Regions from separate parts of the Homo sapiens genome. Here region 2 is linked to region 1. Evidence: chromatin contacts called from ENCODE Hi-C or POLR2A ChIA-PET data. All regions are on one chromosome and are shown on one strand. Each heading gives the region's core, a stretch centred on a gene start or an enhancer-like site at or near the end of the contact. The rest is flanking DNA. Distances are from core to core; before and after follow the strand shown. Region 1 overlaps SH3D19 (SH3 domain containing 19). Region 2 holds the start of FHIP1A-DT (FHIP1A divergent transcript).

Evidence for each region. Hi-C counts contacts between places; a loop is a spot of excess contacts on that map. ChIA-PET counts read pairs that join two places held with the same protein, here RNA polymerase II (POLR2A). Pooled maps may share reads with other maps.
Region 2: a pooled map shows a loop between it and region 1 (4-fold over the local background). The contact joins the promoter of FHIP1A-DT here to the enhancer-like site in region 1. A Hi-C loop is called at or near these places in 2 of 50 pooled maps. POLR2A ChIA-PET finds 5 or more read pairs at or near these places in 3 of 52 experiments (OCI-LY7, activated CD4-positive, alpha-beta T cell and activated T-cell).

The regions. Positions count from the first base shown.
Region 1 is chr4:151,303,247-151,307,683 of GRCh38, reverse strand. All of the region lies in intron 1 of SH3D19 (SH3 domain containing 19), which reads left to right. Among named protein-coding and RNA genes, the nearest start is that of SH3D19, 20 kb to the left of the region's middle. Within about 2 kb of position 2,808, at least 2 of the 41 ENCODE cell types and tissues checked have a DNase peak (open chromatin) inside an H3K27ac peak, as active enhancers do.
Region 2 is chr4:151,406,013-151,411,055 of GRCh38, reverse strand. It overlaps FHIP1A-DT (FHIP1A divergent transcript), which reads left to right and starts at 2,164. Exons shown (of 3, transcript NR_183963.1): 1 at 2,164-3,873. It overlaps FHIP1A (FHF complex subunit HOOK interacting protein 1A), which reads right to left and starts at 1,880. Exons shown (of 14, transcript NM_001109977.3): 1 at 1,591-1,880. RefSeq lists silencers at 1,921-2,090, 2,211-2,683 and enhancers at 1,910-2,609, 2,610-3,309, 3,141-3,450.

The DNA of each region.
Region 1 (4,437 bases), core at 1,559-4,058:
AGGCTTTGAGCTGCTGCACAGTTCATGGATGTCAAATCCAGGCCCAAAGGCCTTCCCAACTATCCTCAGAGACAGCAAAGGGGCCTCGCAAGGCCTCAAACTCCTGAACGTGATGCCCTTTGTCAGGCCCTGCGGGCACACACCTGCCTGACGGGTCTAGCACCAGGAACTCTGGGAAGGCAGAGCCTAAGGGTTGGCGCCCAGACGCGAGTGGCTTTTTGGGCTCACGAGGGCTGCGCCACCTTGGGTCCTGATTAATTTGGCTTTTGAAGCTTAAATGTAGATTTGGATATTTGGCCAAAGAAGGCTCATGTTGTTCAGGTAAGAAGGGAGACACTAAAAAGATAGAAGTCATCATTAGGGGCCGGGCGCAGTGGCTCACGCCTGTAATCCCAGCACTTTGGGAGGCCGAGGCGGGCGGATCACGAGGTCAGGAGATCGAGACCATCCCGGCTAAAACGGTGAAACCCCGTCTCTACTAAAAATAAAAAAAAAAAATTAGCCGGGCGTAGTGGCGGGCGCCTGTAGTCCCAGCTACTTGGGAGGCTGAGGCAGGAGAATGGCGTGAACCTGGGAGGCGGAGCTTGCAGTGAGCCGAGATCCCGCCACTGCACTCCAGCCTGGGCGACAGAGCGAGACTCCGTCTCAAAAAAAAAAAAAAAAAAAGAAGTCATCATTAGGAGTGATTGCAGCAGCTGCTGCTTTTTAAAACCCCAAACCCTGAAAATTGTAAGGAATGATGCGGGAGAGTGGATGATAAAGATATTTGAGAAGGAATCTACTGAGTTAGTGACATGGGATGCAGAGCCTGAACATGAGGGACAAGTCCAGTGTTGCTGACGTTTCATGAGTTGGAAAAAGGTGGTTACCATTTGACAGCCTCTTCAGGAAAGGGACAGTGACACTGAACATTTAGTATTAAACCTTAATTACAGCGCGTTTGCTATTAGTGTTAAATTTAATGATGAGTACTTACATAGCATTTAGAACAAACCTTTCAATAGCTCCTTGAGCACATGGGTTTTGCAAACCTTGTAGAATGTAATTTGGTATTGCTCACCTCATAGGTTTCCAATGAATGTTTAATGAAGTTAATGAAGAATTGGGGTTTTAATTCCAATATTCTTTTTTCCCCTGTTTTAGTTGAGTCTCCAGCTTTCTTACTTATTCCTGTAGTAGACTTTTTTAAAAAGTACCAACTTTTTAGCATATCTGAATAAAATATTCATCAATCATTTATTTATACTAAATATGTGTCAGGAACTCCTGTAATTCTCCTAACAATCCTGGAAGGCAGGTTCTTTTGTCATCCTGTTATTAAAATAAGAAAAATGACGTAAACAGAAGTTAAGTGCAGCTGAGATTTGAATCCCTGTAGTCTTTTCTTCTTTAATTTTTAAATGTACATACAGTAAAATTGGCTTCTTTTTGGTGAACAGTTCTATGAATTTTATTACACATGTAGTTTCTTGTGGCAACTACCATAGTCACCATACAGAACAGTTCCATCACCTGGAAATTCCCTGGGCTGACTTTGTAGTCAGACCTGTGCACGCCTTTCCACTGGCAACCAATGATCTGCTCCCTGTCTGTATAATTTTGCCTTTCCTAGAATATTAAATAAATGAATTCATAAAGTATTAATATATAACCTCTGAGACGGGCTTCTTTTACTCAGGAGAATGCCTTGGACATTGATTCATTTTGTTACTATATCAATAGTTTGATCTGTTTTACTGCCAAGTAGTAGTCTATTGTGTGAGTGTACCAGTTTGTTTATGCTGGTACACAATATCCTGATGAAGGATATTTAGATTGTTTTCAGTATTTGATGATTATGAATAAGCTGCTGTAAACATTTGTGTACAGGTTTGCTGGATCATATGGTAAATATAAATTTAACTTTATAATAAATTTCCAAACTGTTTTCCAGAGTGGCTATCCTGTTATGTGTTATCACCAGCAATGTATGAGAGTTCTCATTGTTCTGCATTCTCACCAGCACTTGATGCTGCTAGATTTTTTCTAGTTTTTATTTGTTTGTTTTTAGCCATTTTAATAGAGGTGTAGTGATATTTCATTGTAATTTTAATTTACATTTTCCTTTTGGCTAATGATATTGACCATCTGTTCATATGGTTAATTGCTATCCATATGTCATCTTTGGGGAAGAATGTTCAAATCTTTGCACATTTAAAAATTGGGTTGTTTAAATATGTTCAAAGAGCTAAAGACACTGTTAAATAGAATAAAAAGATAAGCTACAGACTAGGAGAAAATATTTTCAAATCATATATCCAACAAAAGATTTGAATGTAGAATACATAAAGAGCTCCCCAAACAATAATACAGAAGTATAAAGTCTTTGTCTAGTAAATCCAGCATCTGGGCTTCCTCAGAAAGAACAGTTTGTATTGATTACTTTTTTTTCTGTGTATGGGCCATATTTCTTATTTCTTTGCATACCTTGTATTTACAAGTTGAAAACTGAACATTTTGAATATTATAATGTAACAGCTCTGGAAATCAGATTCTTCTCCCTTCCCAGGGTTTGTTATTGCTGCTTGTTATGGTTGTGGTTGTTTGTTTAGTGACTTCTCTGAACTAATTTTGTAAATCCTATATTCTTTGTCATGCATGACACTGAATTTTCAGTTTCATTAGCTTAGTGGTCAGCTAGTGATTGGACAGAGGTTTTTGTTTTGTTTTGTTTTGTTTTGTTTTATGCCTAGAACCAAAAAGAACCTCCCAGCTTATGCAGATGGGCTCTTGTGTTTTGACACACCTTCAGTACTCAGACAGGCAGTTTACAAGTCTGCTTTGCCTTTACTTCTTTGTGCATATTCTGACAGTCAGCCAGAGGTGGCAGCTTAGGGCCTTCTCAGGTCTTTTCTGAGCATATGCCCATCCTGGTAATACAGTTGGCCTTCTAGATTCCCAGGAATATGTGGGAGCTATTCAAAGCCTGTATTCCTCAAACCATCTCATTCTCTAGCCTATCTTCCCAACCTTTTTGGTTAGCTTATTGTTTGCCCCAACTGTTATCCTTGTGCAGCAGCAACTAATATATTTGCTTGTCAGTGTTTTCAGCAAGTGCCCTCTAGCTAGCCACTTTTGCACTGATAATTCCAAATTAGGTAAGGTAAAAGAAAGTCTTCTCCAGGGAGAAACCAGACAGGTCAAGACAAATTATTACAGTTCTTTGTGAATAAGGTTGGTTTTGTTCTCTCTAGTCCTGATATTGGTACCAGGAATGCAGGCTAACATTTTTAAGGTTCCCACTGAGCTGGGAAGAGGGAAGGGACCAGGGTAAGTTAAAAATGCCACAAAGCTCAATATTCTAACCACAATCCAGCTAGTTTTTCTGGATTCAGTGTTTCATTAGTTGCTACAAGCTTTTGGTTGGTTTCTAGAGTTCTGAAAAGTTGATTCTGCCAGTTTCTATCAGGTTTTTATTGCTTTTATGGAGGGATAGACTTTTGGAGGTCTTAACTCTGCCATTTTTTCTGATGTCACTCAGATATGTCAAATATGGCTTAAAGAAAAAAACTGATTAAGATAATCAGAGCTGGGTTGGGTAGTATGTGCCTCTAGTCCCAGCTACTCAGGATACTTAAGTGGGAAGATTGCTTGAGCCTACGAGTTTGAATCCAGCCTGGGCAACAGAGTGAGGACCCTATCTCTTAAAAAAAAAAAAATCTGCTTTTATGAGTAAACCAGCCCAAGTTTAAAAAAAAAAATGAGAGAGCAAGAGAAGGTAGGGATACTCTTAACCCATTTTTAAGTTTTTCTACATTCTACAGTAGCATTATCAAGGTGTTTTTATAAAGAGGAGCCTCACTCAGCTGGTTACAGTGCTGGGCTCAAACCCCTCATTCAGACCTTGAATGGGCAGCTTACTTTTCTCATTTCTAGGCCATATACCACCCCAAACCCCTTTGTTACTTTTCAAAACATGATATCCAAGGGATATCTGGCCAGGGGAACTCTATATTCCTCTTTGTTGTTAAAGTAGCTCAGAGGAAGTAGCTTTACTGCACCGTTCTGAACAAATCAGTCATGTTAAAACATAATGTATGGCTAATACTCTGGGGAGTGGAATCGAGGAGGGCCTGGAGTGTGTCACTTTATACTTCTGTATTGTTTCAGTTACTTACAATGAATGTTTATTACTTTCAAAATTAAAGAAAAATAAATTTAAAATACTGTGAGAAATAATTGGCTGCTGGTCCAGTATATTTCTTGCTCATATTATGGTATTTTTAAAAACCTATTTTTCCCTAAAATGAATTACTGTAATAATCATAGCAAATGCCATCCTGTTAATAAAAGAAATGATTGATAATCTATTCAAGAAAATGGTGGTTGGAAGGAGTGTATAATTGTGTTTCCTCTGAAGATCATTTTTCAAAACACTGGCTAATTTATCATTTGTTT
Region 2 (5,043 bases), core at 915-3,414, 100 kb before region 1:
AAAAAGGTAGCTGGGCAGTTGGACCTAAATTTTTAGACCACTCTCAATCACTCTCTGAATCCACTTCAGTGATGTCCAGTTTCTCTGCCCCTTTCCAGCCACCCTACACAGTTTAATCCTGTTCCTTGTCCTACAGGACAAATGATAAATAGGACCCCAAACTTAATTTATTTCAAGACAGGCATGGACATAATTCTTATGAGCTCTGCGGAAAGGGATTAACTGGAACTAAAAAGATATCAACCTTTAATTATGCGAAAAGTTACCTAAAGCCAACAAGTATACTGTATTAAAGAGTAAATTTATGGACTAAATATCCTGCTCAATTTCGGTCCAAAGAAGACCTTTGAAGTTCTCCAAACGTGGACTTCAGCTGTGGTTCACTACATGTGGACAGCTTCGGGGACAGCATCCTGCCTAGTGCCAGGTGTACAAGTGAACTTGAGGTCAGGCAGGTGACCCTGACAAGCAGGCATAATACATTAAGGAGAGGAAATCTTCCCTCTCATTAATCAACAGGATAAAGGTAATTAAGCAGGAATTATTTTTCAATGACCTATATAATTTCATCAGGGCTGCTATGACTATTAGCAGGGAGCAGCTGACTTCCTAATGAGATGAATTTGATAGCACAGCCCTTCCAGAGAAGCCAAGGGAGCAAGCCCAATCTATAGGGAAGCAACAATTGTTAGGCATTGTTTACTCCTCCTCCTGAAAGCTGTCTCTCCTTCTCAACATTTGGCTCTTTCCCTTCAGGGGGGTTTCCCTGTCCCTGGATAGCTGGGGCTGCAGCATCTGCTGAATAGTGGAAGCTAGATCTGCTGTGAATGGGTGGGTCCAGGAGGCTGGGACACTAATTCACTAGACCTGCTCATGTGATTCCCAAAGTCCCAAGCCAACAAGGCTACCGCCGCCTGCACCAACACCTCGCTCTGACCAGGCCTGAAATAAGACACCAAGGTAGTTCTTCCCACTCCCTAGCAGAAGCGGAGTTAACAAGGGACCTTTGTTGAGCCAGAGGAAACACAAACACATACACACTATCAATAATAACCACGACTTGAACGCAGTTTCATCACAGAATTTACGAAATTGAGCAACAGCTACCTAACCAGTAAGTCCTTACACCAGGAAAGGGCTGCAAACCTCAGAGGGGCACCGCCTCTGTCTCCTGTGTAAGCAAGTTGATTTACAGGGGAAACCTGAACTCCACATCTCTTTGCCTTTTCCTGTGCCTCCCAGAGGACCCTGGGACCAAGGAATGGGATGGAGGGCCCTAATGACATATTCCTTCGTCAAAACAAGCTGGCTCTCTCTCTCCCAGGGTCAGTCACCGCGTTACGCCCCGTCCCGGAGCCCGAAACCCTAGAAGTCACCTCCTCCCCCCTGCGCCCCCGCCCGACGCAGCGACCTCGTTTGGAACATCCCCAGCCGGCCCCCAGCCCAATGCCTGCTCCCTCAGCCCAATGCCCGCACCCCCTGCCCAGTTGGCGGATGCAGAGAAGGGACATTTCGACTCTCCCTCCTCCTTCAACCCTCTAAAATAAAAGAATCCCTCAAGCGCAAATCTCCGGCCAGCACAGCACCTACCTGTCCCCGGCCGTGGCTCCTCCTCCCCGAGCAGTGGGGCTCGCTGGACAAGTGTCCTCAGATAGTCCAGAAAGTTTGCTCTGCGGTCCCGGGGACGCCTGCGCGGGACCCAGTGAGGAAAGCCGGGCTGGCTCCTCGCACCTCGGGCGGCCGCCGCTCGAAAGTCTTGGCCCAGGTCCTCCAGGCCCGGCTCAAACTCAGGAGTGCCCGGGAAGAATGTAGGTCGTGAGAAGGTCGGAGCGCAACTTTTCGAAGGTGCGTCAGCCGCGGGCTGAGGCGCGTGGGTCACTGCCTCCCCCCAGCCTCTCCCTAGTGAGCGCGGGGGGGGCGGGGGCGGGGGCGGGGGCCGGGGCGGGGCAGGGGCGGGGGTGGGGCCCAACCTGCCTGGAGGCCTCGGGGAGCGCGCCCCGGCCCCGCCCCCGCCGCCGCCGGCCCCGCCTCTGCCGCTGGGACACGCCGCCGCCAGGTGCGCCGGGGACTTAGGCAGTGCCGCGCCGCACGGCCCGCGCCGGTTTCCAAGGTGAAGGAGGAGGAGCCTCTGAGGGAAAGTTTCCACAGAAACTTGAGCTGGGCGCAGTGTAGCACTCGCGCCCTTGGGGGCTAGCGTTTGGCCGGAGCTACACACTCTTTACTCACGCACGCACACCGCCGTACACAGCACAATCGTTCACCGTCCCGCCAAAGGCTCGTCTCTCGGGTTCTGCCTAGTGGAAGGAGTCGGACAACGCCGCACGTCACGGGCGTTTCGGATTTCTTGCTTCCCAAAGGTTTGACGGCGGCCACCGGCGCCCCGGCCCAGCTCTGCTTTCCTTTGCTGACTCCTTCCTTTAGGTGTGAATTTTAAAATGCTGATACCGCCCCAAGAGAGCTGAGTCAAGTGAGGCAAACGTTCGCCTGTTGTTCTCCTGACAGACTCCCTGCAGTGGGCAGGGGAAATGTGGCCTTGGCCGACATTAATGAAGTGCCAGGATGGAGGGAGGGGGCCTGCTGATTTGTTCTGTTTTACTTTTTAAGGGTAACTAGAGCGTTACTGGAGTCGTCTGTGGGTTTGGGGAGTATGTGGCGCGTGTGTGTGTCACACATTTCACTGGCAACTCCCGCCAACCCCTTCCCAAGAAATGAAGGCTCTAATGTGGGCAGTTCTGCAACAAAGGTGAAACTTCCCCAAATCACGATTCCCCGCAAGATGAGAGAGCAGGTGCAGCATCCATTTTCCCACTATCACGCTTGAGATGGTGGCTTTGGGCACTGCCGGGTGCCCCGACATCCTTCCCAGAGCCCAGCCTTCCCACCCAGGCCCGGCCCTGCGCGGCCGCCTGCCTTTGCATCAGAGACCGCGGCTGTGCCATTGCCAAGGTGGGCAGCGCCGCCTCGCTTCCCCATTCCTCCGTCTCCCACGCCTCTTGCGTGTTTGAGTCGCGAAGTGATGGACTTTAAATCTCAGAGGAGGAATGAGAAACTTGGTTAGTGGCTCTCTTGGCATGTTCGTAGCCCTGTGGTTGAAGTGGCTGAAACCTGCGTTGAGCCTCAGTCCAAGCAGCTGGGGCCACACCAGTTTGCAAAAGCGGATGTGGCAGTTTCCACCGCAGCAGCAGCCTGCTGGCGCCTCATCAGATTCTCCTTTGGAGGAAGTATCTTCTTCCCTTCATTCTCGGTGAATGGCATCCAGAGATAACCAAAATCAGGTGTATCTAGTTTCAAGTTCTGTCTTGCAACCGTGATAATTGGAGGATGCAAACTTTACACTTTCTTCTCTAGCTGTCTACCACCACTGCTGCGCTTGTGGATGACTGCAGGAACACCGGGTACTTGCCACAAGTATCTCTCCAGATTCATCAGCCTTTCACCTGTGACAAGCTCAGTCAAGAAGTGGCTCCTAAGTAAAAGCTGGGGAAGAACAAGGAAGATAGAGCTCAGAGTAGAAAGCTGTGAAGTTCTGCACAACAGGTCCCCTTGGCCTGCTCTAACAGTTGGAAGGTGGGGGAAGCATTCATTTACTCAACAAATATATACTGAGTGCCTTTTGCATGCTAGGCACGCTTCTAGGGGTTGAGGACACAGCAGAGAGCACAAACAACAATTCCAGCCCTCGTGGAGCTTACCTCTTCCACGTGGGAAAGACAGATGGTAAATGTATAAGGACAATATATGGACTGCTGTATGATTAGAAATGCTATGGAGAGGCTAGGAGTGCTGTCTCATGCCTGTAATCCCGCAGTTTGGGAGGCCAAAGGAGGAGGATCACTTGAGGCCAGAAGTTGGAGACCCAACCTGGGCAACATAGTAAGACCCCCTATCTACAAAAAGTTTAAAAATTAGCCAGGCATGGTGGCGTGCACCTGTAGTCCTAGCTATCCAGGAGGCTGAGGTGGGAGGATCACTTGAGCCCACTGCATTCCAGCCTGGGTGACAGAGTGAGACCCTGTTTTGAAAGAAAGAAAGAAATGCTGTGGATAAAAATTAAGCAGAGAGGGTACATAGAAAGTATGAGGGGTGCTATGTTCGGAGAGGGGTGATGATCAAGGAAAGCTTCTGGAGGAGGTAACATTTGAGGAACGACTTGAGGGAGGTTAGGGATATCTGAGCAGACAACTTCCCAGGCAGAAAGCATAGCAAATGTAAAGGCCCTGAGGCAGGAGTATGCCTAAGTGTACTAGGAGCAATCCAGAAGGCACCATGAAAGAATGGAGAAGATGAAGTCAAAGAAGTGAAAGGTGGGGGTGATGCAGATCAGGTAAGGCTTTTACTCTGAGTGAGTTGGTTGGAGCCATTGGAGGATTTTGTGTAGAAAAGTGACACTTTCTGACATTGTAATTGGATCACTTTGACTGCTGGGTTAAGAATAAACAGTAGGGTGTAAGGGTAGAAGCACAGAGACTGGTTAAGAGGCTACTAAAATAATCTAGGGTCAGCCGGGTGCGGTGGCTCATGCCTGTAATTCCAGCACTTTGGGAGGCCAAGGTGGGTGGGTCACAAGGTCAGGAGATCAAGACCATCCTGGCCAACATGGTGAAACCCCGCCTCTACTAAAAATACAAAAAATTAGCCAGGTGTGGTGGCACGCACCTGTAGTCCCAGCTACTCAGGAGGCTAAGGCAGGAGAATCACTTGAACTCAGGAGGCGGAGGTTGCAGTGAGTAGAGGTTGCAGTGAGCCGAGATTGCACCACTGCACTCCAGCCTGGGCGACAGAGCGAGACTCCATCTCACAAAAAGATAATAATAATAATTGAGGGACAAGAAGATAGAGATGTGGACCAGAGAAATAGTGGTAGAGATGATAAGCTGATGGTTTCCTCACATTGGATGTGGGGTATAAAGGAAGGAGATGAGAAGGACTCTGAGGCTTTTGGCCTGGGCAGCATAAGGATGGAACTGCTATAACAAAGTTGGAGAAGACTTCAAAAGGAGGTTAGGGTAAAATCAAGGCAGGAAGGAGAGGCGCATAATTTGA